Linked DNA regions of Mus musculus: region 2 is linked to region 1. Evidence: chromatin loops called from intact Hi-C (ENCODE). Cell type or tissue: gastrocnemius. All regions are shown on one strand. Links, peaks and the distances in the headings refer to the core of each region. The heading gives the core; the rest is flanking DNA. Region 1 has its middle 20 kb from the start of Gm31546. Region 2 has its middle 65 kb from the start of Gm31546.

Evidence for each region. A loop is a pair of places that touch in the nucleus more often than their neighbours do. Peaks named below come from ENCODE experiments on the same cell type or tissue, not always from the same donor. Only the 100,000 strongest peaks of a DNase experiment are listed, where the experiment ranks them.
Region 2: a loop joins it to region 1, with 2.2 times the contacts of the local background. A loop is called at or near these places in 15 of 42 quality-filtered maps.

Annotation. Positions count from the first base shown.
Region 1 is chr8:126,608,470-126,624,203 of GRCm38, reverse strand. No RefSeq gene overlaps it. Among named protein-coding and RNA genes, the nearest start is that of Gm31546, 20 kb to the right of the region's middle. In gastrocnemius, for the core only: a CTCF peak has its summit at 8,249; no DNase peak of the experiment used is centred there; H3K4me3 peaks cover 464 bases; H3K27ac peaks cover 2,500 bases.
Region 2 is chr8:126,652,834-126,668,567 of GRCm38, reverse strand. No RefSeq gene overlaps it. Among named protein-coding and RNA genes, the nearest start is that of Gm31546, 65 kb to the right of the region's middle. RefSeq lists an enhancer at 812-3,147. In gastrocnemius, for the core only: no CTCF peak of the experiment used is centred there; DNase peaks (open chromatin) are centred at 7,001, 7,266, 7,604 and 7,996; H3K4me3 peaks cover 1,090 bases; H3K27ac peaks cover 2,500 bases.

The sequences.
Region 1 (15,734 bases), core at 6,794-9,293:
GGAAGTTAACTTATCACAGTTCTAGAGGCTACCAAATCCAGGATCAAGGTGCAGGTAGGTTTGGTTATCCATTGCTGGCTACTCTCTGCTTCCATGATACTCAGGAGATAGATACAGGAGGATAGAGTTGTTTAGGTCATCCTCAGCTAAATAACTTGTTTAAGGCCAGTTACAGGGTCAACCAGCCTAATCAAGTCTGTGATGTCCAGATTCAGTGAGAGCTGTTAAGAAGCGAATCTATCAATAAGAAATATATACCGAGGGGCCGAGGATGTGGCTCCATTGATAGACTTCTCCCCTAGCGTGCACAAAGACCCGGGTTCAGTTCCCAGTGTGGCAGAATATGCTTATAAATCCAGGAAGTAGAGGAAACAGTTCAAGGTCACCCTTGTCTGAGTAACACGGTTAAGGGCAGAGGTCAGTCAGCATTAGATAAGCCTGCCTCAAACAAAAAACAAAGCAAAACGGGATTGAGAACCACCAGCAAGGCATCATGGGGAAAAGATCTTCAGAGTAGGCAAAGCTTTGGAAAGTGTGCCAGAGATTTTTGCACACAGTGTCTAAGCGGTTTTAAGCTGTTTAAACTAGTGAATGGTAGAGTCCTGGAAGCCTGATGTCACTGATGTAAAAATATTAATCAGGATTGAGGTTGATGAAAGGGGTGTAGACATCATTTGCAAACTTGGAAAGATGTATAAGGAAAGGGAGAATATGGACAATGGTGATTAGAAGAGGGAATGGAAGATAAGGTTAGCTGGCATTGGGTGGCAGTCAGCCTTGGCTGCTGGGTCTAGAGAACCTTAAGTAGGAGATGTTTCACAGGATCTGATATTTGGCATTTGGGAAACATGTCTTATGATGGATGACAGGCAACTTTTAGAAATGAATGAATGAATGAATGAATGAATGAATGAATGAATAGAGATGTAGAGACAGTGGCTCAGCAGCTAAGAGCACTGGCTGTTCTGTCAGAGGACCAGGATTCAAATCCCAGCACCCACATGACAACACATGGCTGTCTCTAACCCCAGTTCTGGGAAATCTGACACCTTTGCATAGACACACATGCTGGAAAAACACTGGTGCACGTAAAGTAAAAATAAATAAAATCATTAAAAAATTTAAAGTATATTTTAAAAACACAAACAAACAACAACAAAACCCAAATAAATACAGGCCACTAAAATCCAGATGCAGAGAACTAATTCCCATGGTAACTAAGGGGTACTTAGTTACTTAGTTACTTAGCTAGCTAGTTACTATGTACTTAGGCACTTTCCAAGTAGATGCTTATTAATAGCTCACCTTAAGTCCCTATCACATGAGAAGAAATTACATGGAAGATGTGCTGGTCAGCTTTAACTGTCAACATGACACATGGTAGAATCAGCTGAAAAGAGTCTCAATGAGCTGTCTACACTAGCCTGTGGGCATTTCTGTGAGGACTATCTTAATTAAGTTAATAATGTGGGAAAACTGAGTCCACTGTGGGTCCTGAACTATGTATCAGTAGAGAAATCAAGCTGAATACAAGGGAGCCAGCATGCTCACAGCGAGTTCTCTTGGCTCCTCACTGCAGGTGTGATGTGACCCGAGCCCAGCCTACATGTTTTAAGTTCCTGTCTTGACTCCCCTGCTCCAACAGACTGCGACCCAAACACAGTAAGCGAAAATAATGCTCATCTTCCATTAAACTGCTTTTAGTCGGAATATTTTACCACGAAAACTAGAACTAGACAGTGCTCTAGTCAGCCAGAGCCGCTCTAGCAAGATGCAGCAGTCTGGTTTGATGGAACAATATAAATTTATTTCTCACAGTTAAGACAGGCAGCCTCTAACACAGGTGTCAGAAAGTTTTGTGTCCCCTGAGGCCCCTTGACTCAACGTCTCCCACCGTGGCCTCATCTGATCTTTTTCTCTGTGAGCCTGTGAAGTGCACAGTCCCCCAAGTTCTGTCCTCTCACAGGAACATGGTTCTGGGACTGGGGAGATGGCTCACTTAGTGAAGTGTATGCTACACAAGCACAAGGACCTGAGCCCATCACTAGCACCCACATAAACAGCTCCATGTGGCAGCAGGCATCTGTAGTCCCAGCACCAGGAAGACAGAGGTTGGAAGATCCTTGGGGCTCTTTGTCCAGACAGACTCACTGACTCAGTGACAGACACTATCTCAGAAAATAAGGTGAAAAGAGATTGAGGAAGACACATGATGTCAACCTCCCACCTCCACACACATGTACACACATGTACAAGCACATGCACATAAAAACAAAAGAACACTGTAGGGTAAGCACAGGTCAACTGTATTAACTCTGTTAACCTCAGTGACCTAGTACAATCTCTACTGACAAATAGGATCTCACTCTGAGGTGTCTTGAGGTTAGGACTTCAACAAATGAATTGGGTATTGTCAGGGGAAACAATTCAGCTAATAGAAGATGGTCTTAGGAAATTCCAAGGCTAACATGATTGTCCTAGAAGGAAGTACAAGTGTCATCCGCAAACGAGACTCTGTGGTCAAGTCCAGCTTCCCGCCCGTGTGGATGTGCCTCTGCTTGCTTAAAGGTGTGTGTGTGTGTGTGTGTGTGTGTGTGTGTGTGTGTGTGTGTGTGTGTGTAAGCAAGGACATGTAGGCCAGAGGTTGCCACTGAATATCTTCCTGTATTATTCTCTATTTTGTTTACTGGATGCTCAAACAGGAGCAAACCCAGTTTGGCTATGGCAGGCCAATGAACTCCAGGGACCTGTCTGTCTTCACCTTCGCCCTGTCCCCTATGTTTTGGGGTTACAGGAGTGCACAGCTATGTCCGCCTCTTACAAAGAAGGGTTCTGGGATCTAACTTGGGTCCTCGTGCTTGGCAGGCAGACGTCTTAATAACCTAGTTATTGCCCCATTCATGGAGATATTTTTTATATACCCAGTTTTAGGGAAGGGACGTGAGAATTCCCTTCCCCCTCCTGTCCCTCCCCCTATCCCCTCCCCCGTCACCTACAGGATGGGAGTCTGCTAGTGCCAGGTGGTGATGAGTCGGCCTTGGGTCCTCCTTGGTTGCTTTGTGGTGAGTGGTGTCGTAGCGGCTTCATACTATGATTTAGAGGTCGCCATTGTGAAGGCAACATTTGGAGATGGCTTCAGAAAGTAGAAATTACTGTAAATAAGGTGGTATTTAGATGTTTTTTAACTTTATGAAGCTCATTATGTCATGGTCAAATGAAAACCTTGGCATTTGGGCAGGAAGCATGTGGCTGGTGGGGTGGGTGGATGCTCGGTCTGCCTGCTGACCTAAGGCAAAGTCACTCAGCAGTCTCCAGCCAACTATAAAAAAGCAGGTTCTCATGCCAGGCTTTGATGGCCCCTTCCTCCCTGAAGCTCCCTGCCTCCCACTTCCTTGGCTGCTGGTGGGGCAAAGAGAGGAGTAACATCGAATGAGGGAAGGAGGAGTCTTCTAGGCCTGGGGACAACTGATGGTGTGTTGTGGGGTGTGTGTGTGTTTGTGTACATGTGGTATGTGTGTGTCTCTGTGTGTTTGTGAATATGGTGTGTGTATGTGTGTCTGTGTGTGCCTGTGTGTGTGTGCATGCAGTATATATGTGTGTCTCTGTGTGTATGTCTGTGCATGTGGCATGTGTCTATGTGTGTGCCTGTGTATATGTGTATATGTGCATGTGGTATGTATGTGTGCGTGCATATCATATGTGTGTGTGTATCCTTGTGTATATATGTGTCTCTGTGTGTGCCTGTGTATATGTCTGTGTATGTACATGTATAGTGTGTGTCTGTATGTGTGCCTGTGTGTCTGTGTGTATGCATTCATGTGTAGTGTGTGTGTCTGTGTGTTTCTGTATGTATACATGTGATATGTATGTATGTGTAGTGTGTATGTGTGTATAGTGGAGGGGTCTGCGTATGTGTATGCCTGTGTATGTATATACTATGTGAGAGATCTATATGTGTGTGTGTGTGTGTGTGTGTGTGTGTGTGTGTGTGTGTGTAGTTGGTGTATGTGTGTGCCTGTGTGTGTATATATCATGTGGGAGGTCTATGTGTGTATGTGTGTGTGTGTATGTGTGTGTGCATGTGTAGTGTGTGGGAGGTCTTTGTGTGTCCTGTATGCATATGTGTGGTGTGTGCATGTGAGTGTGTGAATATGCACATGTATGTGGAGGCCAGAGGACAACCTTGGACACTCTTCTTCAGACACTGTAGCACATTACACATTTTGGGGTTTCTTGAGACAGGGTATCTCTCAGTTGCCAAGTAGGTAAGGCCAGCTGTCCAGGGGCCCCCAGGACTCTGCCTGTCTCTGCCTCCCCAGAGCTGGGATTGCACATTTGTGCCACCACACTTGGATCCTCACGCTTGGGCAGTAAGTAGTTACTCAATGAGCTATGTCCCCAGCACGGGCAATGGTTCTAGTTAGATGAGGTCAGCAGAATGCACTGTCATTCCTGAGAGGCCCTGAGTCCTGAGGAGTCAAAGGAACCCTCTGATGTCATTAAGGCTTGGCTGAGTTGTGGAGTAAAGGCCCAAAGTTCTGGGTGCGGCTCGCAAGAGCCAGAAGAGTTCCTGGAGGCGGAGCTTTATGTCTGTCCTCAAAACCAACCCACAAAAAGTTCAGAGTCCTCCAGGCATCATCTACACTCAAGCTCAAAGAGCTGTGAACATTGTGTATGTCTCAGCAGTAAACACCCCCTCCCTCGATATCATGTGACAAACAGAACGGGCCAGAGAGAGACAGGAATGCTGGTTGGGAAATGGCGCTTCCGGTCTGCCTGCCCAACTACAGCACAGGTGCCACACCTGATGTTGAACAGGCAAGGCATCCACTCTGTATAGGATGATAGCAGCTACCTCCTGGGGGGGAGGTGCCAGGAGGAATCTACCAACGTGGGCCAAGAGCAGTGCAGGATATGGGACAAAGGAGGCTTGTCCAGCATCCAGTGAACAAAGACTCCTTTGGAATTTTCACTGAGTTGTTGAGGGAAGGAAGAAGGGAAGAAGAGGACAGACAGACAAACAGACAGACAGACATTGTATACACCTCTTTGTTAATGACATCAAGCTTGGGAAATGTACTTGGGCTTCCTGGAGTGCTACTCAACAATCTATAATGCCAAAACACTCTCTTTTTCTGTGTGACTGGGCCTTGCTCCACAGATTACACACCACCATCACCATCATCATCATCAATCATTATCATCCTCTAAAGAGAATGTCTTTTCTTTCCCTCTTTCTGAAGCACAATGGCTTGGGGAACTGCAGGAAGTTCTGCCCAATCTGGCTTATTCTCATCCGCATCTCCTTTGCTTTGATGTGGGGTCAGTTAATCAGCAGTAGCCCAGGCCTCTAGGGAGACCAACCACCAGAAACCTTTCCTCTGCCTCAGCACTGGCCCAAGGAATTCTGGGTTCTTGTCTGCCGATGTTAAAGAGATACCCAGGGCACGCAGAGGGCCTCCTGGATTGCCAGTCTAGCAGAATTGGTGAGATCCAGGTTCAGTCAAAGGCTGTCTTGAAATATAAGCTGAGAGGCTGGAGAGACGTCTCAGAGGTTAAAAGCACTTGCTGTGCTTCCAGAAGACACCAGGTCGGTTCCCAGCAGCCATGTCAGGTGGCTTACAACTACCTGTAACTCCAGCTCCAGGCATACGTACACACAGATGTACAAATGAAAATAAAGTCTTTTTTAAAAATAGCAATAAGGTGAAGAGAGAGAAGAGGGTGTCTGACATCAACCTCTGGCCTCTGCCATGCACACATAGCTCCCCCTACCTCCATCTTGTGCTTCAAAGGCAGACCTCTCATGTCTCCCGTTATAACAATGACAACACCCTGTGAACCCTCTACCCATATCCTTTACTGCAGTTCCAACTTGGCCCCAAGTCAGGACCTCTCCAAGGGCATGCCATAGGCATGGTGCAACCTTCCTTCCCTTAGATCATGCGTTGGGTGTTCTGGCTTGCTTCTGCTGCTGTATTAAAACATCCTGACAAAGAGCAACTCAGGAGAGGGAACGGTTTATTTTATCTTACATTTTCAGGTCACCATTCATCATTGATGGAAGTCAGGGCAGGAACCCGGAGACAGGAACCATGGAGGAGTGCTGCCTGCTCTTTCACTCTTTCGTTTGCCCGCTCATTTCATTATACATCCCATGACCACCTTCCTGTCCAGGCAATGGCGTGTCCTACAGTGGGCCAGGACCTCCTGTATCAATTATTAATTCACGATAATACCCCACAGGCATTTGAACAGGCTGATATGATCTAGGGAATGCTGTGAAGGAGATTTTCCTCTCAGATGACTTGAGGCTCTGCCGATTTGGCAGTTAAAGGCTAACTAGAACAGGGGGTGTTCTGAGTACCATCTAACCGACTCACCAGATACTTGAGAGATAGTATTTGAATGCAGTTTGAACCCTCACCTGACTCCTAGACATACTGGCTTAATTATTCCTTCTGAGCTTACTTCTCTACCCTAAGCAATTGTCTTGTGTCTGAAGACCCCTTGCTCCCAGCATGCCCTCAGCCCTCCGCTTCCCAATGTGGCGAGCCACAGTTGTCCTTCTAGGCCACTCCAGTCCTATCTCTCCTCACTCTCCTCTCTCCCTAAAGACCTACCACTGCTTCAAGCTTGTCCCTTTACTGGCCCTGTGTGCCAATACCCTTGGCTGGTTAGCCTGAGGTTGGTATCCTATGCCATTGGCTGTGTAAGATGCTCCAGTTGGTGTAAGTCACTTGCTGGTGTGGAGATGGTCAGTCTGGATGGTCAGTCTGGATGCTGGTTAGTTACTAAGCTGTTGATCCATTGCCTTCACAGAATACACTTGGAGGAAGGGAGAGCCCCGTGCCAAAGCCAAGAAGTTCTATCACCTGGCCCTGTTCTGATTTCACATCAGGATACAGGTAGAAAGACCAGAGAGCCACCAATGCTCATGGAGGACCAGGACAGGTCCCCACAGACAACATCCTGTACCCTACAATAGTCTCCAGTCTGCAAAACGATCTCAGGGCAGTTGTAAGAGAACAGCAGGGTCTGCTGTATCTATAAACAAACTGCTGCTACCCACAAAAAAAGTCGGGTTTGTTTTCCCTCTTGTTGATAAATCCCAATGGCCTCTTCTGAGTTCTGTCCAAGACAGAGCACAGCTTGGAATTCAGAACCGCACACATTTCTATCCAGATCTGTCTTCCATTAGTTAATCAAACACTATCTGAGGTCATCAGAAAGATGTGGAAAATTCCTCCGAGTGAATGACTTCAACAGCAATGGCTTTTACATTATATTTTGCGTTTCGTTTTCCCCTTGATTTAGTGTCACAGGCATCTCAGAGTGACTTCCTGTGGATCTGGTTTGTGCTTTCTGGGGCCCTGGCTCCAGCCAGCAAATAAAGAATCTAGAGTAGGCTTAGCAGTGGTGCTGCATGGCTTTAATCCCAGCAAGCAGATCTCTGAGTTTGAGGCCAGCCTGGTCTACAGAGCGAGTTCTAGGACAGCCAGGGCTACACAGAGAAACCCTGTCTCAAAAAAGGGGGGAGAGAGGGGGCAGAGGGGAGGGAAGGAGGGGGGAGTGAGGGGGAAGAGAGGAAGGGGGAGGAGAGAGAGAGAGAGAGAGAGAGAGAGAGAGAGAGAGAGAAACTTCTCCAGGGAGACATGAACTTGTATTCACTCCAGATAGCTCACTGATGACACAGGGAAGAAACTGTTCTACCCTCGTCTAGTTTGGTGAACAGGGTGAGTTTAATGATGTGATAGCTGCTTCGCAATACAGCTAGTCCCCAGTTCATGCAATGTACAGCACTGGAGCTCTCTGCACAGCTAGCAGGCAGTTCCACAGAAGAGTCCCCCTTAGCATTGACTGCTTACTTAATCCCCAGGCAGGGCCACCATTATCTTTGTTTTCATTTGAGTTCTTGTAACTCTCTTGTGGGTTTCATGAGCAGTCTCTCCTCCAGGAATGCTTCTGAGGAAAGACCAACCCTCTTTTGTCTTCAGGAGACTGGGCAACCCCAAGAGTAACTTCTTGGTTTTGTTCCTTGTTTGAGACCGATGTCAATAGCAGTGTTTGGAAGCCTGAAGCGGGGACATGAGTGGGTGGTTGGGGCCCCTCCCACACACAGCTATGCAGGACGGGAAGCAGGGGCGTGAGCTCTGGGAGGACTTCCGGGTCTCTGGGCTTGCAGTGGCCCATTGTATGCAGATCTGGGTGGTTTCTCAGCCCACACCAGGCACCAGCCCCACCAGCTCCACCTTCAGCTGATACAGAACTGGGTCAGTGCCTCTGCCCAGCTAGGAGGAGCTCTGAGCTGGTTACTCATTCTTACTCATGGAGGTTCTGCAATGCCTCACCGCCAGCCCCAACCTCCGGTCTCCCACATGCATTCCGAGCCTCCCTGTCCATCTGGAGAGCAGCGAACTGAGAGGGTTGAAAGGAGATCCCAGACTTGTAAAACCAGATGCTGGCTCCTCCAGGCTGGCTCCCCCTCATCCACCAGCCAACAGTTTTTACCTTTTTAAAAAGTCACACCCCTGGGAGCAGAGCATCCACTGAACTGCTGATATGGGACAGGGTGGGGGATGGGACTGAGAAGGTGGGAGTTAAAAATCAAAGTGATAAATGGGCCAACTGTTGCATTCACACCACGGGTTGAGGCAGTTGCTGTCCCTAGGAAAACAAAGGCACTCCAGGATCTCCAGCCACCAGGGACACCCCTCATATAGGGATGACAGGCCAGCTCTTGTCTCTCCTCACCCCTGACTCTTGTCACCCTCCTCTCCAGGTTCCCCAAGATCTGCAGTACTGTATTTAGTTGCTGGGGAAAGAGAAATTGTTTCTGGCCAAGGTTGATCTACTTGACTGTGACTTTAAATGCAAAATGTCCCTCTCAGGTTTATGCAGTAGGAATGATGCTTGGGGGAAACATGGACCCTTTAAGAGCCGGGGCTTAGCTAGAGAAAGTAAGTCACTGGAGAACAGGGTCTTAACCAGTTTCTGCTTCCATGAGGAGCTATGGTGTCCTTTCCACTTCCTAGTCTGATGGTCAGGTCAGGAGCTCTAGCACAGCCTCCAGCCACCCTGAACTCTCCTGTACAGTCCCCACTGTGAAGGATGGACGTTCTCTCGCTCCAAATTGCTTTTGTCCAAGATTTTGTCAAGGCAAGAAGAAATGTAGCCAACACAGGCACATCCTTCCAAAGGGCTGCAGCCTGGAGACCAGGGGGTGTGGTCACATCAAGTGTTCAATGCTGACAACGCACAGAGCAGGGCAGTCAGAGGTGACACATGGAACCCAGCCAGTGAGATGGACAAGTGCTCACGTGTTCCCATGTCTGTTTCCCACCAGGTTTCCGGTGCTTCTCCTTCACCTCCCACTTCATACCTTCTGAGCTATGGGTGGGCTGCCTGGGGGCCAAAGGCCACAGATCCCAGGGGTATGCCTCAGATTGTCCCTGTGACCCTGTCAACTGGGGTGCAAGTCCCAGAGAGACATGGAACCGCCCCCACTTCCTCTTGAACACCTGCTGGTCTGAGGTAAAGCCTCTACTGAAGGAGTATGCTCGGTGGCCTCCAGGAAATCTACCCATATTACAGTAGGATGCAGAAGGCTGCGAGAACCCACAGACCCCTTGGGTTCTGCCCAGACAGACTGTGACCGGGATGGTGACGTAGGCTGATCAGCCTGGCCACACCCCAAATCCTGTTTGGCCTGGTTTTTGTAGGAAGGCAAGAGGTAAGGGCCTAGAGAATGAGGCAACAGCTTCCCCAGGGTGAGTTCCTGCCCAGAGCTGGTATCTGGTTTCTCAGCCAAGCATGGGTGGCTCTGGCTCTGTCTCTGATTCCGCTGACTCACAGTTTGGATTACACATTGGACATAGCTTGTCTGTTTGCCTGGACACTGACCCTTGGTCCTGGTTGCACGCTGCACATGGGCCTCTAGGTTTGTCCGGATATTGATCCTCAATCCTGGTCACACTCTAAACATTAGTCACCTACCTTGGCTGATTCTGCATGCACACTGCACACTGGCTGGCTGTTTGCCTGGATACTGATCCCTGATCCTGGTTGCACAGTATACACTGGTTTTCTATGCTTGCTTGGGACTCATCCTTGATCCTAGTTGTACTTTGTACTCTGTTATCTAAGTGTGGCTGGCTAGTCCTCCCAGAGAAAGGTCTTACTTGCAGTCACCCCAACCCTATTTTCAGAAGACACTCGGCTTTCTTGGAGTCGGACTGGGGCCTTGCTGGGCTTTCCTCTAGCCTAATTTTAATAAGCTGGCCGGATGTTTCTTTAGGTAGTAGAAACAGGCATGTTCTTGAGACTCAGGTTCACCTTCACCTTTGAAGGCAGGACATGGCAGGATGCTTGAGATCAGGGCTTGGGATAACAGGAGAACCTTGTTAACCACCGGGAAGGCTTTGCCCCACCTTGTACCCATTTCCCAGGCTGTCATGTTGCTGACAGTCATGTCCGACTCTTTCAGCATGCAGGTTACAGCTGCACGATGGTACCGATTTCTTACTCCTCACGGAGCCTGTATCTAGTGATGATTTGTGCTTTGTGAGCTAGGAAGCTGGGGGCTACCCACTCCTATTCTCACCTCTGTCTGGGGTCTCAGATGCTGGCAAGAATCACACATTCTGGGCTTGCTGGGGACTCGGCCTATCTAAGTCCCTACCCCCACCCACAGGGGAATTGTGGAAATGCCCCTGTCCCTCTTGAGAGTGAAATGTAGTCAGTAAATACCTAGGACTTCACCTGTGGGGTACCGAGAGCCGCTGTGGCAGAAGTTCTGGTTGTCAGGGGACCTGTCCATGATCACAGCATATCAGTGGGAACCCTTAAGGGAACGTGACTCACAGGCTGCTTGCTCCTGACTCCTCCCAGCTGAAGAAAGAAAGGATGGTTAGCAAACAGCAGGTGGGTGGCTGTGTGAGACAAACGTCAGGGAGAATGTTATGGGGTTGCTGGGGTCAAAGCCTGAGTCCTGGTAGCTATAAAAAAAAGTTAGCCAGGGCTACCCCTCCCCAGTTAAAGAAGTAGCAATAAAAGCAGAGAAAAGAGATTTATTTTTTGTGGCCACAGTGGGAAGAACAAAGGGGTCTAGCAACCCTCAAGTCCATCTCTGAGATCCTGGCATGAGGTTTAGGGTTAAGTAGAAAGCAAGTGAATGCGCAGAGAAGCAGATCTGGCCAAGGTGTGGCCCCGCCCATCACTGAGCTGCTGCCGCTGCCACTGCCACCACTACCACCACCACCACCACCACCTGGGCTCCAGTCTCCTGTGAGGTGGTGTGACACATGGTCAGACCTGTGTGACCCTTCCTGGGGGATTCTGGCTGGCACAAGGCCTTCTCCATCTGACAGCTTGAGATTCCCAGAGAAATTCCAGTTTCTTGGAGTCCCCAGTAGTCTGACAGCCAAAGAATAGGCTACAAGGGTCTCTTTATAAAACTGTCACAACAGAAGTCATGGGAAGATGGAGCGATGAAGCCCTGGTTGAAGAAGAACACGTGGCACTGTACAGGACAGTTGACCCAGGTGACAGTTAAGGAGCAGCCGGTGAAGGGTGATGAGTTACAAGTGCCCACAGGGAAAAGGGACACAGGACAACCAGGGTTACATCAGAGGGAACTGGACTCTCCCACACACCCTGCTATGAAGCCTGAGGTCCTTGAGGCAGAGGGTATTCCTGGAACCTTGTGGGTAGGACTCAGGCCACATGCAACCCTGAGTTTCTATTCATCCAGCCGGATTCTGCAGGAAGGATCTTCATCAAGGACAAGAGGACAAGCCCTGGGTGAAGAAAGGGCTTGGGGGGACAGCAGGCGGTGGGAGTGGAATCCAGATACAAGGGATGTCTGCCATGTTTTGGTTTTATGGGAAAATGGAGAAAGTCTTTCTCAAAAGCAGCGATTACTAAGGGTGAATAGGAGAGAAACCACAGGAAATTTTTTTTTCCCTAGGACCAAATATCTAAAAGAAAAAAGTTCCCCCAAACTAAACAAAATTAGATTGAGAAATTCCACAAGGTACCTAAGGGACCGAGTGGCTCCTGGTGCTTCCCACTGGCGCCAGCCTCAAGCCCTAACAGCCGCCTGGGGAAGGGACACTAAGTTGATGCAGAAGTCACAATTCTTTCTTGCAGAACCTTTGTTGCTGAAAGTTGGAAACGGTTTATGTGAACCTCAGTAGGAACAGCTGGTGACACCCCTCCCAACCCAACACACACACACACACACAAGAATGTGCACATACACATTCACACTTGTACACATATGCATACTCGTACACACATGCACATGGGTACACACATGCACATATACACATATATGTACATGCACATTCACACCTACACACACATACACATGTGCGTATACACACATACACACACACATACACATTCACTTGAACACATGCACACTCATTCACACATGCACACAAACACATCTGTACCTGTCTAGGCACCTCTCCTCTTCCCTACCCCCTTGGCAGGGCAGGTGGAGACCCCCAGATTCCTTGTGGTCCCCTTCACTTAAGGCCCTTGGGTGTTGGCAGCAAGCAGGATCCACAAGGTGATTTCCCCATGACACCCTGAGCTGAGTACCATTCAACATTAAAGAAACAAAGGAACCCTCTAATTAAGAGATGAAACCCTGCCTTCAAAGAATGACAGGAGGCCAGACTGCAGGAAGAGCTGCTGCCGGGGCCTGGGTGGTCTTGCTGGTGTTTGCTGCTCCGAGATTTGATTAAATGAAAGCCATGCATTTGGGGACTTTTTTTTTTAATCAAGAAACATAGGCGTCATTCAGCCCTCTGCAGCAAATTATAGGGATTTTAGGTGAATGAGAAGTCATTAGCCTCTACTGCAATCACTTCCCTCTATTAGGCACCATGTACCTCTATCTGATGGTAAAAGTTATCCCATGCCTTAAAAAATAATAATTTAAAGAAGAAAAAAATCCCTCACAACTGCTCGGCTGCAGGGTGTGGGGTCAAGTTCTGTTTACTTGGAACCCCCACTCTTCACCATCTGATCTTCGTTAACTTTTGGATCTAAATCTACTTGAGTCTTGTGCCTACCGACCCTTTAATTAGCATGGTATCTTAAATTGCTCTCGAATTGAGGTGGCTGTGGCTGGTTTCTTATCTGTGGAGGTAGAGGCCTTAGGCCTCCTGCAGGGCCCACGTGGCTGAGATTTTATCTGTCCAAGCACAACCCCTCCCTTGTCCCTGGACCTTCTGGGATTGAGCCTGGAAGGCTGTTCCAGCCACGACTACAATGGCCATCTCAGCAGGAGGCTGGGAGAGCTCCCATCCCTACCCTGGCTCTCCCAGGTTGCCAGTTGCTGCAGGGTGTGGATGAAGGAAGAAGGGCTTTAGAGTCTGAGTGCCTGGGCTGGCTACCAGTTCCTGCATCTCCAGGTTGGGCTGCTGAGGCACCCCACAGAGCTGATGAAAATCCTGGGCCTGCAGAGTCACTAATAGCAGTATCTTTGGTAGGGAAACCATTAGTCTCTGTCTAGGTCAAAGGTTAAAACAACCGTGCTCAGGGAACCTGGACCAGCCCATTGAAAACAGTGAAGGTAATGCTGGTTGCCCCCCCGAGGCAGGAAGACATGAGTCCAAGGCTGGTCTGGAGAACTTAGAAAGGTCCGTGGAGGTGCTGTCGGGAGGGGGGGCCGGACCTTGCAGGACACTGGTGATGTGTTCTTGAAAAGGAAAAGCCCTAGAGTCATCTAGGAGGCAAACCTCTGTGCCTCTCTGTGAGCAACCATACTCATGAACCACGACTCGCTGTGACCAGCCGCCTTGTGCTCCGAACATAGCGCCTTCCTCTCCATGAGAGACTGGGGCGAAGGGGGGAGGGAGGGGAGAAACGGGGACCCTTCCTTCCTTTTAAAATTGCTCTGCCCAGACATTTTGTCACAGCAGCAAGAGAAGGAAAGAACACGCTCAGTAAAAAACCTTTCCTCTTTGTAAGCTGATCCCCTCGGTCATTTCATCATAGCAAACGATTGACACTCCAGCTTTCCCTTCAGTGCTCACTGCCAAGAGAAGTGTGACGGAAGTCGGCACGTGAGCTAAAGAGTGTCACAGGTCCTGTTTGTACAGAACTTGCCACAGAGCTGGGGGTAAACATGACTCGGTTTCCACTGGTAAAAATTTAACACAAAGTAAGCTTGCTGACTGCAGAGTGTACCTTAAGATTGTTCTCTCCCTGATAGCTAATGTCAACAGGATGGGGGCTGTCTCAGGTCCCAGGGACAAGCTGCAATCTGCTTAGGTTCCCAGCTTCTGCCTGTCCCAAGGCCCTGGAGTAAACAGGACTGAAGCGAATTGGGAAAGTGGTGTGGTGAGGGTGCTGGTGGCTGAGGACTCTCAACCCTGACTTTCCATCTTCCGTCCCATGCTGTCCGAGAAGCCTGCAAGGCCTGGCAACCACTCAGAGGTCAGGGTGACCAATAGACTCCTGAACAGAAATAGCCAGCCGTGGAAAATGAGCCCTATAACCCAACTGGGGACAGAGGGTGGTCACCAGCAGGGACAGAGCCTCAAGTTTCACTTTAGAAGTGATTTCTCTGACATCAGACATTCCCCTCATACAGTGGGGACATTTTTATGAACATAAAACTCACTGAAGGAGCTAAACGATATCTCTCGTGTCAGCTCAATCCAAAAAACAATTTAAAAAATTTCATGGCACTAAAACTACCATTCACAGAAAGCGAATACAACAGGAAAGACATTCTGCAGGCACAGAATTGAACATTAGGGCTAGGTGTGGTGATGCATGCCATGAATCCAAGCCCTTGGGAGGCTGAGGCAGGAGCATCAAGAATTTAAAGTCAGACTGTGTTACATAGCGAAGTGCTATTTCAGAAAGAGAGGGAGGGAGAGAGAGAGGAAGAAGGAGAAGGAAAAGGAGGAGGAGGAAGAAGAAGAGGAGGAGGAGGAAGAGGAGGAGGAGGAGGAGGAGGAGGAGGAGGAGAAGGAGAAGGAGAAGAAGAAGAAGAAGAAGAAGAAGAAGAAGAAGAAGAAGAAGAAGAAGAAGAAGAAGAAGAAGAAGACGAAGAAGAGGAGGAGGAGGAGGAGGAGGAGAAAGAGAGAGAAAGAAAGAGAGAAAGAGAAAAAGAGAGAGAGAGAGAGAAAGAAAGAAAGAAAGAAAGAAAGAAAGAAAGAAAGAAAGAAAGAGAAAACAGAAACATTCAAACTGAGATAAAAAAGAATCCAAGGATGATCCAAGTGGCAGATGGCTGAAAGAATTCTCAGTCAGACTCCTGGAGATTGTCTGCAAACCACACAGGCCCCTTTCCATGTTAAACTCTTCCATGGAGAGGGCATGGAGGGTTAACAATCTCAAAGCCTGGCCATGAGCTGCAGAAAAGCTGGTTGGTCTTAGAGATGCCTGCTTTAGCCCACCTGGAGAAATAAAGCTACCTATTGGCTTTTGCTTTGAATGCCTAAGAGGGAAGCCTCCAGCCAGCAGAAGGGCTGTGTCACCCTGCTTCCTCAACAAAAGCTAACAGCTAACGTCTCAGCCTGAAGCACACACAGTGGATCTACAGACCTCCTCCCTGGTAGTGAGTGTGTGTACTGTGGAAACTCTTGTGCCCAGACAAGACAAGGCTGGAGGATTGGCTGTTGTAATAAATGGGTGCCGTCTTTAGGCCCTGAATCCTGGGACTACAGTAATTGCTTTTTCCAGCTGTTAACACAGCTTCAGGAAAA
Region 2 (15,734 bases), core at 6,774-9,273, 44 kb before region 1:
CCCAGGATACACTTGGATGTGCCTGGACCAGCCGGGAGCTGGCGTCGTTCCTAAAGCAAAGAGGTTCCCCTGGGAGGCTGTCTGTGTTGTCAATCTGGGATCTTTCTGCTTGGAATGGCGACCAGCTCAGAGCTCTGTTCCCTCCCATCTAAGCTTATCCTAGCATCTGTGCTGCTTGGTGCCGAGTTGTCCTTTACTCTGTCTGCCCCAGTTGAAACAAAGTGTATTTCATTCAGATTTCCACATTCCACTACCCTCCCTGTGGTGGCAGACTCTGCCATGCTCTGGGGACCAAGCCTGTCAGGTCCCCTTGGCATAGGGACTGATGCACAGAGTGTGTCTCCTAGCTTGGCCTCCTGTGGCCTTGGCCCTTAGAAAGAATGACAGTCAGTAGGCATGCAGGCTAGGGAAAGATAGCGATGAAAATAGGGTAACAACCCCCCCCCTCCAGTAGTGGAGGGGGGTGGCCATGGTACGTGCTGTGCTCATAATACTCCCAGAGGAGCCTATCACCACCTCTTCCCTACCGGACCCCTATTTGGCTGAACACAGCGAACAACCCATTTTGGCTTGGCATGCCTCCTAAGAAGTACAGACTAGGCCTGGAATAAAAGCAGCATGGAACAGGCCCAGGGACTTCTGGGATACTTTCCTGCTTGCCAACTTTTCCCTCCTGACCTTGGGCCATGTCCCTCCTGGCAGCTCTACTTCGCTCCCTGCCAAGATGCAGCTGGAGAGAGACTATGGAGGCCGTTCTCAGTGCCACAGGGCCCCGCCGAGGGTGGCAGCCACTGTGTTTTTACAGAGAGGTTTGCAGGGTTACACCAAACACTTCGACCCCTTCTTAAGTCACCCTTCCTAAGTCACCAGCGGTGGGGCCAGGAGTCAGCCTGGCAGAACTTTCTAGATTCCGAAGAGGCCTTTCTGGGAACTTTGCTAAAACCCCGAGGGTCTGAAAGCCTGGCATCCAGATCTCTACTTCTAAGCAACCTCTGCCTTAGAAACCCACGGCCAACCATGTGCCTGGAGGCTTGCCTCTGGTCGAGACCTGTCATCTCCCAGGAGATGTTCCACTTTCTAAGCAGGTGAAAAATGCTCCTAATTAAAAACATTGCAATGTACTCTTTCTTCAGAGTCCCTCCTGGCTGCCGTTCCATGTGGGAACAAGAACACACTGGCCCTTGCAGGCCCTCGGTCCTGACAAAGGCTACTCAGCTCCGGCGTACCCTGAACTACCAGGGTTGGAGGTCTGATCTCCACTAGGTTGAGTCACAGCACTAAGCACAACCCTCCCAGTGTTGGCAGGGGAAGCCATGGTGCTAAGTTTGCGTTGGTGTCCAGAGGGTACGCAGACCCCTCCTCCTGCCCTCCTGTCTCCTCTTTCATGCTCCATGGGCCTGGCTCCCTGCAGCTTTCTCAGAACCACAGACACAGGGCCAGTGGAAAGCATGACAGTCTTCCCCATTTGGTGTTACGCACTCCACCATGCCTCAGGAAGAGATGGAGAACAGAGAAACAAGGTCTGGAAGTCAGCCCCACTCCCTCCCACAAGGTGCACAGGGAGGCCTGTCTGTCTCTAGTGACAGCAGCAGCAGCAGCCGGCCACCTCTCACAGCGAGGTGTCTTCCCCCTTCCTGCAGGCCCCACTGGGTAGGTTAACTGCCTTTTCTCTCTGCTCCCGGCTGCACATCTGGATAAAGGCGTGCCTCTACTTTGGTGTGTGTGTGTGTGTGTGTGTGTGTGTGTGTGTGTGTGTGTTTAACTTTCCTTCTCACTGCCATAGTAACCGCTGCATGTTTGGCAAAGGGACGGAGGAGGGAAAAAAAGCTAAGCCCTGGGAGGAAAAAGCTCTGAGCACAGGGCTGGCAGCCCGCCAGGGTAGTCACGCTGCCGCTGAGCTGAAATGAGGCCTCTGGCTGGCAGCCAAGTGACAGAGAACAAAGCTGTCAGTTCCTAATGTTGGCGGCAAAGCTTGCTTGGCACCCTTATATGGTTTCCCATAACTCCCTGCCTTGGCCACCGTCCATTCCCTTCAGGGCAGCAAACGGGGATTAGCACTGCTTCAAGTTGTTTTTCTCCCCTTCGCTCCAACTGCTCCGGTGACATCACCCTCTGCATTCAAGTGCCAGCAGGGTGGCTTCTTTCTGTCCCGCCCCTCCACCCCAGTCCTCCATGGCTCTCTCTCCCTTTCCCTCTTCCTCTCTCTCTCTCCCCCTACACACACACACACACACACACACACACACACACACACACACACTTCCTGTAGCCTCCCTCTTCCCTCCCTCCCTTTTTTTCCTTTAAATGTAGTGTTTTAGGTCATTCCTCTTGTCCGGGGCTTTTTTTTTTTTCCTACTAAATTAAAAACACCCAGGCACTTGTGCATTTAGCTGAATCAAGCCAGACGCTGTATTTTATTTTTATAACTGAATTCCTGTGAGATAAAAATCTCATTTTCCTTAGTAGGCTGTAATCAGCCCTTGCAGAGATGTTCCAACTGCCCCATCTCAAAGCTTCCTTAAGCAGCTCCACAGAGAGATGAACTTGGCTCTTTTTCAGGTTTAAAGGGGCCCCAAGGCCGGTCAAAGGCTGTTTGCGACACACTCACACACGCAGACTCATGAATGCTTCCCTTGTCGTGGAAATGTTACCGAGACCGCCGGACACACAGTCAGTACACACTGACTGCTGGACACACAGTAGTACACACCGTGTCCCTCCCCTTTCCAGAAGGAGAATAGGTGAGCGAGTAAAGCAGCTTCCGAAAAGACTGGTTTCAACTAGCAAGTGCCAGGCAGTGTTATGCAACTCACGGCTAGGTTCGTGAAAGAAATGGAGGTTTGCCGACTGCACAAATGGTCCCCCCCCCTTCTCCCCGCCCCGCTCTGATTCATGAACTAGTTTTCTGATTCATGAATCACTCGGGAGCCAGCAGGAGAAAAAATGAATCCTATTGATCTCATTTCAGTTGAAATGGGCTCAGCAGGCCCATTGCTGGCCGAGGATGGCTGGCCAGGGCCAGACATTCACTCCCAGCCTCCTCCTCCGTCTGTAAGCAGGTGCCTCCTATAGCACTATTAAAGAGATAGAACATAATCTTCCGCTACAATGGTCGTCAGTGGAAAGCCACTGTCCTGGTTGTTCCCTTGTTGGGAAATCTGTCAATGTCTATTGTTGGTCTTAATTTATTTCTTTTGAGATGGGAGAGGGGCACGTGGTTTGTAGCCCAGGCTAGCCCGATCCATTTGGCACCTCTTTCGAGCATCATCTTATTTTAATGTCTTTTCTGAATTCCGGTGAAGTTTATTGTTACTCTTGTGCTGGGGATGCTACAGGGCTTTGTGCACTCTCGGAAGCATTCCATCACAGAGCTATAGCCTCGGCAGACTCCTTACTTTTTATTTGGAGATAAAGTCTCATTGGGCTGTCTAGACAGGCTTTCACCTCATTCTGTTTCCCAGGCAGGCTTTGAAAACGTGCAATTCTGCCTCTGCGTAGCTGGGATAACAAGCCTGGAGACTTCTGAAGTAGAAAGTCCTGTTCTGAACCAGTAAACAAATGGCTTTCCACCCCCTCCCTACAGCCTCTTCAGCTAGGAAGGATTCTAGGTAATGCTCTGTCTTATGTAAGGGCAAGTTGGCCATGGCTGACTGTTCAACTCTATGAATGGGGGGGGGGGGGGCTGGGGGAGGATGGCAAGGGAGAGAGACTGAGATTGGATAAAGTCTGTCTTTCCTTCCAAAAAGAAATGAAGGCTTTGTCCTTGGTAGTCCAAGAAGCAGAAATTGAGCCTGAGGCCAAAGGCAGATGGAAAGACGCCCTCCCCACCTCCTTCCTCCATCCGTGAGCTACCACTTGGTGCATGCCTTGTGAAGTACCTCTTCGTCCAGCTGGTAGTATTCTGACCAGCACTTTCTTTGGCTAGTTGGTAGCACCCTGACCAGCACCTTTGTTGGCTAGTCTCCACACCTACCCTTACTCCATCCAGTCTCTGGGAAATTAAGACAGCTGGCTGGGTTAGGCACACTGGTACTCACCTGTGATACTAATCCTTAGGAGACTGAGACAGAAGGCTCGCTGTGGTTTTGACAGCAATGGACTATGTAGTGATGTAGTGAGTTCAAACCCAGCCTGAGGTACATGAGGAGCCCCTGATCCAAAAATAAATACCTATTACACACATACATTAGGTGAAATACCTAACACACATACCCCTCACATCTGCACCTGCACACACACACACACACACACACGAGAGAGAGAGAGAAAGAGAGAGAGAGAGAGAGGTATACACATACACAGACACATATACCTCAAGCAGCTGCAGCTGCACACACACACAGAGGCATATCCACACACACATCTGTACCCACATACACAGGGAGGCATATACATATCTGTACCTGCACACACAGAGAGAGGCACACACACGAGCACACACATACATATATGCTCCCACAAATCTGCACCTGCAGACACACACACACACACACACACACACAGAGAGAGAGAGAAAGATAATAAACAAACAAACAAACAAACAAGACACTTGGCCAGACACAGGCCTTTTAGAAACTGCACAAAAGCTGACATCTGAAAGAGAAAAGGACTGTGGCTTCCAGTAAGGAATTTTGGATCCAAGTGTGGAGAAATCAGCTTCCAGCCCTGGACTTGAGATGCACCTTAGCCCTGAGATGCATTTCACAAGAGTCGAAGCTTGGAGGAGGTCACCTTCCTCCTTTTTATTACACATTGCCCAGAGGAGGCCTGGGAGACAGGGAAGGAAAGCAGGCGAGTATGAATTTCAATCAGCAGTCAGTCCAAGGAGCCTCTTGCCCTCCTGAGGGCCCCGTGAAGGTGCCTTTCATCCCGACTCCTTGGGCTGGCTGAGTGTGATCAGCCACAGCAAAGGCCTGCAGGTCTCCAGGTCTCCGGTTAAAACTGCACCCAGACTTGCTGCTTAGCCTTAGAGCACACCGGGCTTGGCAGCTGGCTCATGTTTTGTATTGTTGTCTTTGATTTCACCCTCCAGGACATCCCCCAACTCCTGTGATCAACCCGAGTCCCTAGAACAGTTTTATGTAACACCCACTCGGCCAGCCCCAGCGTCTCAGAGCCTTGATTCCAGCATCTTCCATAAATCTGGCAACATATCAAAACCTCTGTTTCATAACACACTCAAAATAGGATTTTCTACTAACATGACAAGCCCAGGGCTTCTTGTAGGGGGGGCGGGAGTTTTATGAATCATTAATAGTTAAACAGAGATGTGCCCCACCTGCCTGTCTCTGGAGGATCAGGATAAAGAGGAAGATAGGAAGACTGTGGTCTACAGTCTGCTGGTTAGTGAACAAGGGACCTTCTCCAAGAATTTGCCAAATAATCTCAAACACATTGAGCATCTTACTCATGCTTTAGAAACAGAAAAAGAAAAAAATTACCTTCCTGCTGCCTCCTCCCCATTCATGGGGAGTGCGGTTTCCTTTTATTTATTGCCAGACACTGACAGTTGCAGACTTAACCCCCGACTCTCCTTTGAGGAGAGCAGCTTCCTGTAAGAAACACCTTAGATCTGGGCCCCACCAACTGCATGATTGAACTGCACTTGGGCATAGCGGATGATGGAGAGAGAGCAGAGACAGAAGAGAGGCTGCAGCTACCCTTATAAGCCCTGTACCCGCCACATCCGGCCCTGGTTTAGATTATGACTGGGAAGGGTGTATCCTCCCAAATACCATTTGCAGCCTGTTTAGGAGCCCTTCTTGAAGTTTCTTCCTCCTGGATTCCATTGTATCACACTGTCTCTGCTGGTACAGCTGTGTCTCCCTTCCCTGTCCTGACAGACAGACAGACAGACAGATAGACACACACACACACACACACACACACACACACACACACACTGTTGGTGTCCTTGTGCAGATGACCCCCAGGGCGTCACTTCACAACAGTGGAAGCCTCTGTCACTCACAATGAAGTGGGGATCTCACAGAGTTTTGGTGCACTTGATGGAGGCAGGTGAGAGGTTTCAGGCTAACAAGGCTGACCTTGGGAAGAGCCATGGAACCTGTATCTGCAAGACACCTTGAGAAGACTGAGCTCCGTGGCTCCCTCTGCAGCCACACCTCTGCAGTCCCCCTCCTCCTCCCTGAGCCTCTGTCTGGGCCACAGGGATACCCAAGGACAGAGAGCCTTTCTTTCCTTGACAGAGATGGGAATGTTGACTGCTCTGCCCTTGCCTGTCCAGCCTTCAGTGACCCTGTATGACTTCTCATATGCAATTGTCTTTCAGCCTGGATCAACCAGAATGAATGTTTCACGAACCTCTTCCTTCTCGTTGTGACATATTAATCCCCAAATCACTGACCCCGGACTTTGCAGGATAATTGCCATTCGGTTACTTCAGCCTGTGCTAGCTGTTATGTCTCCAATCTCCAAGCTGTCTGCAACACCTTCCATATAGCTACATGCCATTTTAATTGACCGGCTGTTTACCCTACCGGCTGGGATATGGTTCAAATGATAAACAAAAGCCACTTCGATCATTCCATTCTTCTGTCCGGCCAGGCCTGGGAAGGAAACCCCAGGTCTTTTGCCTCGCATGACGGCCTCACTGAGGTTCTCCAAGGAACCCGCAGTGAGAGGGGCTCCCTGCCCTGCCCCCAGGCTGGGACTGAATAGCTTTCAGATCCATTTAGTAGCTGGACACCTGGTTGCTATGGAGACAGTTGTCATAAAAAACACACCGATCTGTAGAGAGATATAAAGCTGATCCCAGAGGTACACGATCAGACACATTATCTGGAGAAATGGCTGCTGCTTATCACACTGCTCTGTTGACACAGAGCCTTCGCCTTTCAAAGCCAACCCGGGTGACCTTCTCAGAACCAGGCCAGCACTATACCTCTGTAGTTACTGTTTCATAAGGGAAAAATCAAGGGCTGCGTTCAATTGCCAGATGGCCCCCTGCCTTCCCATCCTGGGCTGAGTCAGCCGGGGAGAGATCGTTCTTCCTGGCACAATTTGCTCTTTCCTGCCTGCCATTGATCCAATGGCTCAGCAGAGAGAGAGAGAGAGAGAGAGAGAGAGAGAGAGAGAGAGAGAGAGAGAGAGAAAGGAACAAATATACCCGCCCTAACCATGCTGCAGGTCAGGGGCTCCAGTGAGTGACAGATGCCAGGGGGCACACCTTGATGCCCTGCCTGGTGTGCAGGAGCAAGAGCTGAAGGGAACAGTGGATAAAAGAGCCTCGTTCACAATTTGAGGACAAGCATGGGGACATTGCTAAACCCTCGATCTCTCCTTGATGCAGATCCTCATCTCCCCCTGGGTCGGCCTCCCCTGCAGTGAGCTGTGCCCCTCCTCCTTGGTCCTGGACTTGCCCAGGGACCACACAGCCCTAGCAGAGTAAAGGGAAGGAGCCGACTCTTGTTGCAATGTCAAAGGACAGTGGCCTTCCTCTCAAACTTTGTCTGAATTGGGGGTTAGATGAATAATGATTTGGTGTTTAGATTTCTAGCTGTGCTATTATCGGCTGAGTGGGAAAATGGCTTAAAAACAAAACAACAACAAAACCACCGGCTATAGGAGTGGTCACATGACCAGCACAGCTAAGATCGGCTTCCTGGATGACTTCCAGCAAAAGCAACTCCAGACAAAACACACAAAGCTCGGCGACACTTGAGACCTCTGTGTTCTCTCTCTCTCTCTCTCTCTCTCTCTCTCTCTCTCTCTCTCTCTCTCGCTCTCGCTCTCGCTCTCTCTCTCGCTCTCTCTCTCTCAGATGCCTGAATTTCTGAAAAAAAAATGTGATATGATCTAGTCACTGACTTGATACCTGGTCATTAATAATCCCTTGGATTTCCCAACACATCTGCCTGTCTTCCTCCTCCCCCTCCATCTCCTCCTCCTCCTCCTCCTCTTCCTCCACCACCTCCTCCTAAACTGCAGGGTATGGATTTGCCAGCCAGTGCAGAGCCAGACCAGCAGGAAGAGGTGACAAGGGCTCACAGGCACTTAACAAGCACAGGGCTGCTGAGACCCAGCAAGAGCACAGGAGACTGGTCCCTGCCCTTCCTGAACTGACTGGGTGGCTGTGAAGAGTTCTGTTCTTAAGGCTGCATCTTCTTCGACATTTCCCACAAATAGGTGGGACACGGCTGTCTGGCTCTCTCATTTGCAGATTTTAAGTACCTCGGAAGACATTCCTCGCCACCCCTCTCACGCCTGCATTCCCTCGCTCCTGTCTTTCTTCCTCCTGGAATGGGATTTTCTTTTTTTCTTCTTCTTCTTTTTTAAAGTGTTTTGAGAGCTCAGATAAGGTAAAGCCCTTTGGCTTCCAGCTCCTTTTCTGTTCCCCACTGGTGTACTTTCCCTTGGTTCAAGCTCATGCCCTCCTCTGTTGCGTAAAGTATGTTTATAAAAACACACGCTCCTCCCTGGTTCCTTTGGCTGACATGACATCATCCTGTCTTTTTTCTCTCCGCCCTCATGTTTTTCCTGAAAATGTTCTCTTCTTGCTGGTATGTGTTCTCACCCCCACCCCCACCCCACCCACAAAGTTCAAGTTCAAAAAAGGGTTGCTCTTTTAATTTTCCCCTCCCTGGCTCGGCTGAAAGCACATAGAACCCTCTTTCCTTGATATTTCTTGTCCTGTTTTCTCAGACCCTGGAGTCTTGCCCTGCAATTACAGCCTCTTTCATGTTATCTTCCTCCCAAGGCAACAGCTCCTATCCTGGCAGAGGAGACAAAGGCAGGGAGGCCTTGACTCCACTTTCACGCCTTTTGTTGCAGAATGCAGGATTTCCTTATAGTTTGTTTGGGCTTTCCACCAAGCTCCTTTACCAGTCTCCGGTGCCAGATTCACAACCCTGAAGAATAAAGACCAAGTTCCTATGTGGCTGAAAACACACCATCAGGTCCAGGCCAGGTTGCTGTTGTGGGCCAATACTGGGTCCCATTAGACTGCTCTGTACTCTGTCGATAGTGTGCCAAGACAGAGGTTGGGAAAACAGGTCCAAACCAAAGGGTTTGCTGGGCCCCTTCCTTCCAGAAGGACTGTCTGGAGACCAGAGCAAGGTAGTGTCTCAAAGAGGAAAGACTTGTGATGCGGTGTAAAAATCCCCACCTTGTCTGTGTTTTAATAGCTATGTCTGATCATTTATTTCTTTGCATCAGATTCTTTGGCCTTAATTAAAAACTGCGGTGTGATTTTTTTTTAAGTTCGTTCAAAGAGAGATTTCATGTTCTTCTATTTGTACCCCACCTTTATTTTAACTTAGTGTCTCTGTGTGTATATCTCTCTGTGTGTCTGTGTGTATCTGTGTTTTTGTCTCTCTGTGTGTGACTGTGTGTCTGTGTGTGTATGTGTCTGTGTGTTTGTCTCTGTGTGTATCTATGACCGTGTCTCTGTGTGTGTGTGCCTGTGTGTCTCTGTGTGTGTGCCTGTGTCTTTCTATGTCTGTGTGTATCTTTGTGTTTGTCTTTCTGTGTATGTCTGTGACTGTGTGTGTGTTTGCCTCTATATGTGTCTGTGACTGTGTGTGTGCCTGTGTCTTTCTATGTCTGTGTGTATCTTTGTGTTTGTCTTTCTGTGTATGTCTGTGACTGTGTGTGTGTGTGTGTCTGTGTGTGTGTTTGCCTCTATATGTGTCTGTGACTGTGTGTGTGTCTCTGTGTGTGTCTGTGACTATGTGTGTGTCTATATGTGTATGTGTTTGCGTATGTGTATGCATATGTGTATGTGTGTGACTAATGCTGAAGTTCACCATTTCAGCTCAACTGGCTGACTAGCAAGCTCTAGGATTCTCCTGTCTCCTCCCCAGTGCTGGGGGCTCTGTACATGTATGTCAGAATTCAAAGTGAAGTTTTCATGCTTGAACACCATAGTAAACACTTAAACCAGTAAGCCATCTCCTAGGCTCTAAATGATATTTTTCTACCCCATCTTTAAATGGTATGTTCGGTGTGTTAGGGTATTCTTGCAAATGCCAACAGAAATCAAAGCATGGGATTTTTGTTTTGTTTGTTTTTCAAGACAGGGTTTGTTTTTGTGTAGCCCTGGCTGTCCTGGCTGACTTTGAACTCATAGAGACCCACCTAAGTGCTGGGATTAAAGGTGTGCACCAGTAATGCCTGGTCTATTTTTCATTTTATTTTTTAAGATATAATATAATTATATTATTTCCTCCTTCCCTTTTCTCCCCACAAACCCTCCCATATACTTCTCCTTGCATTCTTTCATATTTATGGCCTCTTTTTGCATTAATTATTATTGCATATATGATATATATAGTAAATTATGTTAACTATTATATTATGTATACATTATATATTATATATCATATCATGTCATCTATATGTATGTATGTATATATATACACACATATATGTGTGTGTGTCCTCAGTCTGTCTGTCATTTGTATGTATGTTTTAAGGCTGATCATTGGGTATTGGATAACCAACTGGTGTCTTCTTTCCTGGAGAAGACTTTCTCTCACTCTCAGCATTTTGCAGTTGCCTGTAGCTTGTGTAGTAGGAGTCTATCTGATCTCCACAGCAGAATCTTAAACAGGGCCTAAGGCATAAATCTACTTGCAGGACAACACTTTCCTCTTGGGCCATAGTCCTTGCTCCATTGCCCTGGAGGCCTGTGGATGCCATTGCTGCTGGGGAGGAGAGACACAGAGACCTCACATGCAGGGCAAGTGTGTAAGCATGGGGCAGGTTTGTCATAATGCCCCGGTCACGGAGCTCAGGGACGGGCTTTAGTAAAATGAGAAGTTTCCTCTCTTCAGCCATGCCAAACATAAATCCTTTTCCTTCAGCCCTTGTGACCTCCTGGTTTCTCTTTGATGTGATGCAGGCTAGCGATCTCCCACTGACATTGTTGCTGTGGTCCTCCAAGCCAAGGCCGGCTGCAGCTGGAGTGATAGGGTCTGATGACTAGAGGTGCAAGGGATTCTGGGTAAGAGGCACTTCTGAGAAGCTAGGATGCGTATTCAGACTCACTTTTTCATCTATTATTATTATTGTCATCGTTATTATTAATAATCATTAATTATTCACATTAGAGATGGAATTCTGGATAAGCAATCTGGTATTGGGTTACATCTCCTTCCATCTTTTTTACTGTTTATTTAGGGACAAGATCCCACTTAGTGGCCCAGGTTAGTCTTGAACTCACTCCTTGTTCCTAGCAAGTCTTGAAATCACAATCCTCTTACCTTGATCTCCCATGTAAGTGAGATTTCTTTCCTGTTCTGGGCTAACAGTCCTGGCCACATTAGCTCTTGTGCTCCCTTACTGGCGTCTGTATGTGAAGATCATGCTAGAGTTTGGGAATTGCGCTCTGACGTTGAGTGTTTACCTAGCAAACACATGGCCACGGATTTGGTCCCCATCACCAGAAAACAAGTCTTCAGACACTGCCCTTTAAGTCCCAGTCTCCTGAAAACACTCGGTCCTTTGCCTGAAATGACCTGTCAGCCTTGTCACTGATTAGCCTCAAGCACCTGTGGCCAGCTCTGGGTCCAAAGTAACCATCTAATGGAGACCTCCCAGGCCCGAATAAGATGGGTTTCACATCACTCTGTCAGGACTAGGGTGTCTGCTCAGCTTCATCTCCTCTGATGTACCAATCACACTGTCAGGGACCCTGCTGGACATCAGTGAAGATCGACGTCGAGGCTGTCCCACCTGCAATAGTTTATTTTGTATTCTGGTGCCTCTGCCAAGAGAGAAAGATCCCTGAGCACATGGAATTTTCTTGTTTATTTTTACACTCCTTACAGTGAATGTTTGTCTGTTACCTCAGATGCCCATGGGCAGAGGACAGGGGTCAGGTCACCTGCCCAGCACTTTCTGACAGGCACTCTTTTACCCTCCACGTACTTTCTTTGTGTTTGGCTTTCAAGACAGAGTTTTGGTGTATAGTCCTCATCATTGCTACACAGCCTAGGCTAGCCTTGAGCTCATGACAGTCTTCCTGCCTCAGCCTCTGGAATCCTAAATGACAGGTGAGCCCTGCCACCCCTGGCTTCACTGTCCCCACTCACCCACTTCTTGCTCATGCTGAGCCCCAGGAAGTCTGGCTTTCTCTCTTTCATCATAACTGGTCAGAGGACCATGGCCCTCACCAACCTCCTAAACATCACTGACCCAGTTGTGGGTTTGTTGTTGCCGTTGTTGTTGGTTAGGTTTGGCTCGGTTTGATTTGGCTCAGCTTGGTTTTTCCAGACAGGGTTTCTCTGTGTAGCGCTTGCTGGCTGTTGCAGAACTTGCTCTGTAGACCAGGCTGACCTCGAACTCAGGGATCCATCAGCCTCTGCCTCCCAAGTGCTGGGATTAAAGGCACATGCCACCATTGCCTGGCTACAGCTTTTATTCTCTCCCACTCCCTTTCTGCTCATCCCATTGCTTTGGTCTCCTATCTCTGTTCTCAACCAGACTGTGAACTCCTCTGAGGTACAGAGTCACCTGATATCTCGTTTTAGGAGGCATGGTCTGTCACTCATCTCTTCCCAGTGATTCTGCATGCGAGTTGACATGAGAGCAGGTGACAGGCAAGGGTCTAGTGTCCTGGGGTGCTGCTCTTTGTGTCCTGTTGTGCTGTGGCCTCCTGGATCAAGAACAGACTGACTCAGCTGAATTCATCAATGACTTTTTTGCTGTTGCTTCTGAAGTTGGCTGAGAGATGAAGCTTTGAGAAGAGAAACATAGCCCTCCATGTGAATGTGATTTAAAAGAAACTCTGGTGCTGACTCTCATTTAGCAACCTGGCAGCCACTCCTTCCTTCCTTCAGAGTAGACTGGAGGCAAGAAACCAAAACCCCGAGGGAAAAAATTCCTTCTAAAGTCTTCAGTGTACATATTCTTTACAGAACATCTAGTCTTTGTGTGTTCCTCTGGGTGTGTGTGTGTCTGTGTGTGTGTTTCTGTGTGTGTGTGTGTTTGTGTGTATGCACACACTGCCCCATGCCCGTGTGCACACACAGAAGACAAGAGGAAGATATCAGATTTACTGCTCTTTACTCTCCACTGTTTCCAAGACACACAGTCTCCTACTGAACTGAGAGCCTTGACTGCCCCTGATCCTCCTGTCTTTGTTCTCCACAGAGCTGGGGTTGCAAGCACGCCCCACGAAGCCTGACGTTTTACTTCAGTGGTAGAGATTCAAACTTAGGGCCTCAGATGTGTAGGATGATGACTTACACACAGACCTCTCTCCCCAGCACTCTACTCTGTATTTTAGGGGCCCATGTTCAGCCAGATACACATCTCTCCCTGCATGCTTGCTGTGGCACTCCGTCATGGTGGGGTTGTTGTTGCTAGCTTACTCCCTATTCCTCGTCAGAAGACTTCCAGTACTCAGTTTATGCTTTCTCTATGGTCTTCCAGCCATTTGCACACACACACATGTGTGTGTGTGTGTGTACACTTGTGTGCATGTGTGTGAGTGTGTATGAGTATGATACTGGGGATTGAATTTAGTGTGTCATGGGTGCTAGTAAAATGCTATACCACTGAGCTGTCTCCATCACAGACTGACAGGTTGCACGCAGGTCACAGCTTATTTCTAAAATCTGAGCTTTTGTGTCATTCAATTGTGCTGTTCTGTGTGGCCATAGTAAATAAGGACTCAATATCCCTTGCTTTTCTCATTTCTGGGGCAAAAGATCCTACAGAAGCAACCGAGAAGGGTGTGTGGGTCTCAGAGCCTCAGGGGTCTCGCCCATCATGGCTGAGGTGTAATAATAAGGAGACGTGGTGCCTGGTGTTGGGGCTTGTGGTGCAGCCTCTCACACGCAGGCAGAAATGAAAGCAAAGAACACAAGTGTAGGAACCAGAGCATGGCTCTAATCCTCAAGGCCTTTCCTTAATAATGCCATGCCCCAAAGACTTCACAGCCTCCCTCCCTGGCAGCACCACCAGCTGCAGATGGAGTGTTCAAATGAGCTCGGGGAACACATTGCACTGTCAGACCATGGGAGCACCTGTGCGTACTGCAGCAGTGTCTCCAATATCTCTTGTTCTCAGGCGCAGCCCAGCACTGGTCTTCCTGCTCTGCATATTGATGTGCGTTTGAACCTGAGACACATGGCCCCACAGAGACACTTTCTAAATGGGACACCGTGGCCACCTCCCTCCCTCCATGGCTCGGTCTACCCTTTCCCGATATTCTAAGAGAAATGTCTGATATATTCTCCCTAGTTTGCAAAGACTTCCCCATGCATTTTTAATGCAGCCGTGATTTCCATCATATTTTACCCTTGGTTCGTCATTTTTAAGTGCAGCATTGTGGATCTTGAGAGTCGTAAGAAACGAGGGTCGGAGGGGGCTGCGTGGGGAGGGGGACGGCAAGGAAGATTGCTGTCGACGAGAGGTGTAGCTGTAAATCCTGAAGTCAAATTATCTTTGTGAACTAAATGGTACCTGAATTTTATTCAAGTGAAAATCTGGCCAATTGACTGTGATTTAGAGGGATCACGTTCCCCATACTTCAAATGCACGGAAATGGGCCCCCGCCACCCCTTTCTCAATAATCCCGGAGGGAACGTATGCAAATCAGAATTGTATTGTTTAGTCTGAAGCTATGAAGGCTGACAGAGAAATTGGACTGCAAGCACATCAAATGTTGTGTTGAAGATTATGAACCGCTATTTGCTATTCAATAGGACACAGAATTAAGATGGACTTACAGCATTTACGGCAGATCAAATAACAGGAGCGTAAAAAATCCTTAAGTGGATTTTGAAGTGCGTGTGCATCACGCGTGTGCATGCACGGGAAGGTCAGAGGTCAACATCTGGTGTTTTTCCTCAGGAATCATCTCTTTGGGGATCGGCTCTCTCACTGGGGTGTGTGTAACCTGGCTAGCTAGCAAACCTCCAAGGCTACGCTTAGCTCCACCTCTCTAGAGCTGAGATGGTGAACACAGATCACTTCACACATATTTTACCTCCTAACTGTGGGAACAGCCCATCCTGGTTACTTCTGAGGCCTTGATTTGGTCTCTGGTAAGCTAGACTGTGGCATGTGGCATATGGTGGCCCCTGAGCAACACAATGAGAATCTGCTCCACGGCCCTTGCCATGCTGAAACTCTTATGAGCTCCACTAAGTCTGAGAACTCCTTTCCAGACTCCACAGTCCTCTGAGACACAGGAGTTCTGTGCAGTCAGTCCTCTGGCTTCGATGCTACATTACAACCATTCTCAACTCTGACCGCAGTAGAATCACACAGAGAGAATTCCACGGGGCCTGATCTACCCCACTCCCATCAGATCAAGTTCTCTGGAGAGCAGACCTGCAATGGTAGCTTTACAAAGCTCACTACATGGACCAGAGAGAAGGCTCTGTGGTTAAGAGCTCATACTGTTCTTTCAGAGGACCTGGGTTTGTTTCCCAGCACCCAAACTAGGGAGGCTCACAACTGCCTGGAACTCCAGCTTCAGGGATATCCAAAATTCTCTTCTGACCTCTGTGGATGTGCACATGCCCACACACAGACAGATGCATAAATATAATTAAAGAATATAAATAAATATAATTAAAACTAAAAATAAATAAATCCTTTAAAAATTCAGCTGGTCAGGTGTGTGTGTGTGTGTGTGTGTGTATGCGCGCACATGTATTGGGGTCATATGCATACAGTGAATGTGTCTGAAAATGCATATGGTGGCCAGAGGTCAACTTTAGGTGATGTCCTTTAGGAGATATCCACTTTATTTTTAA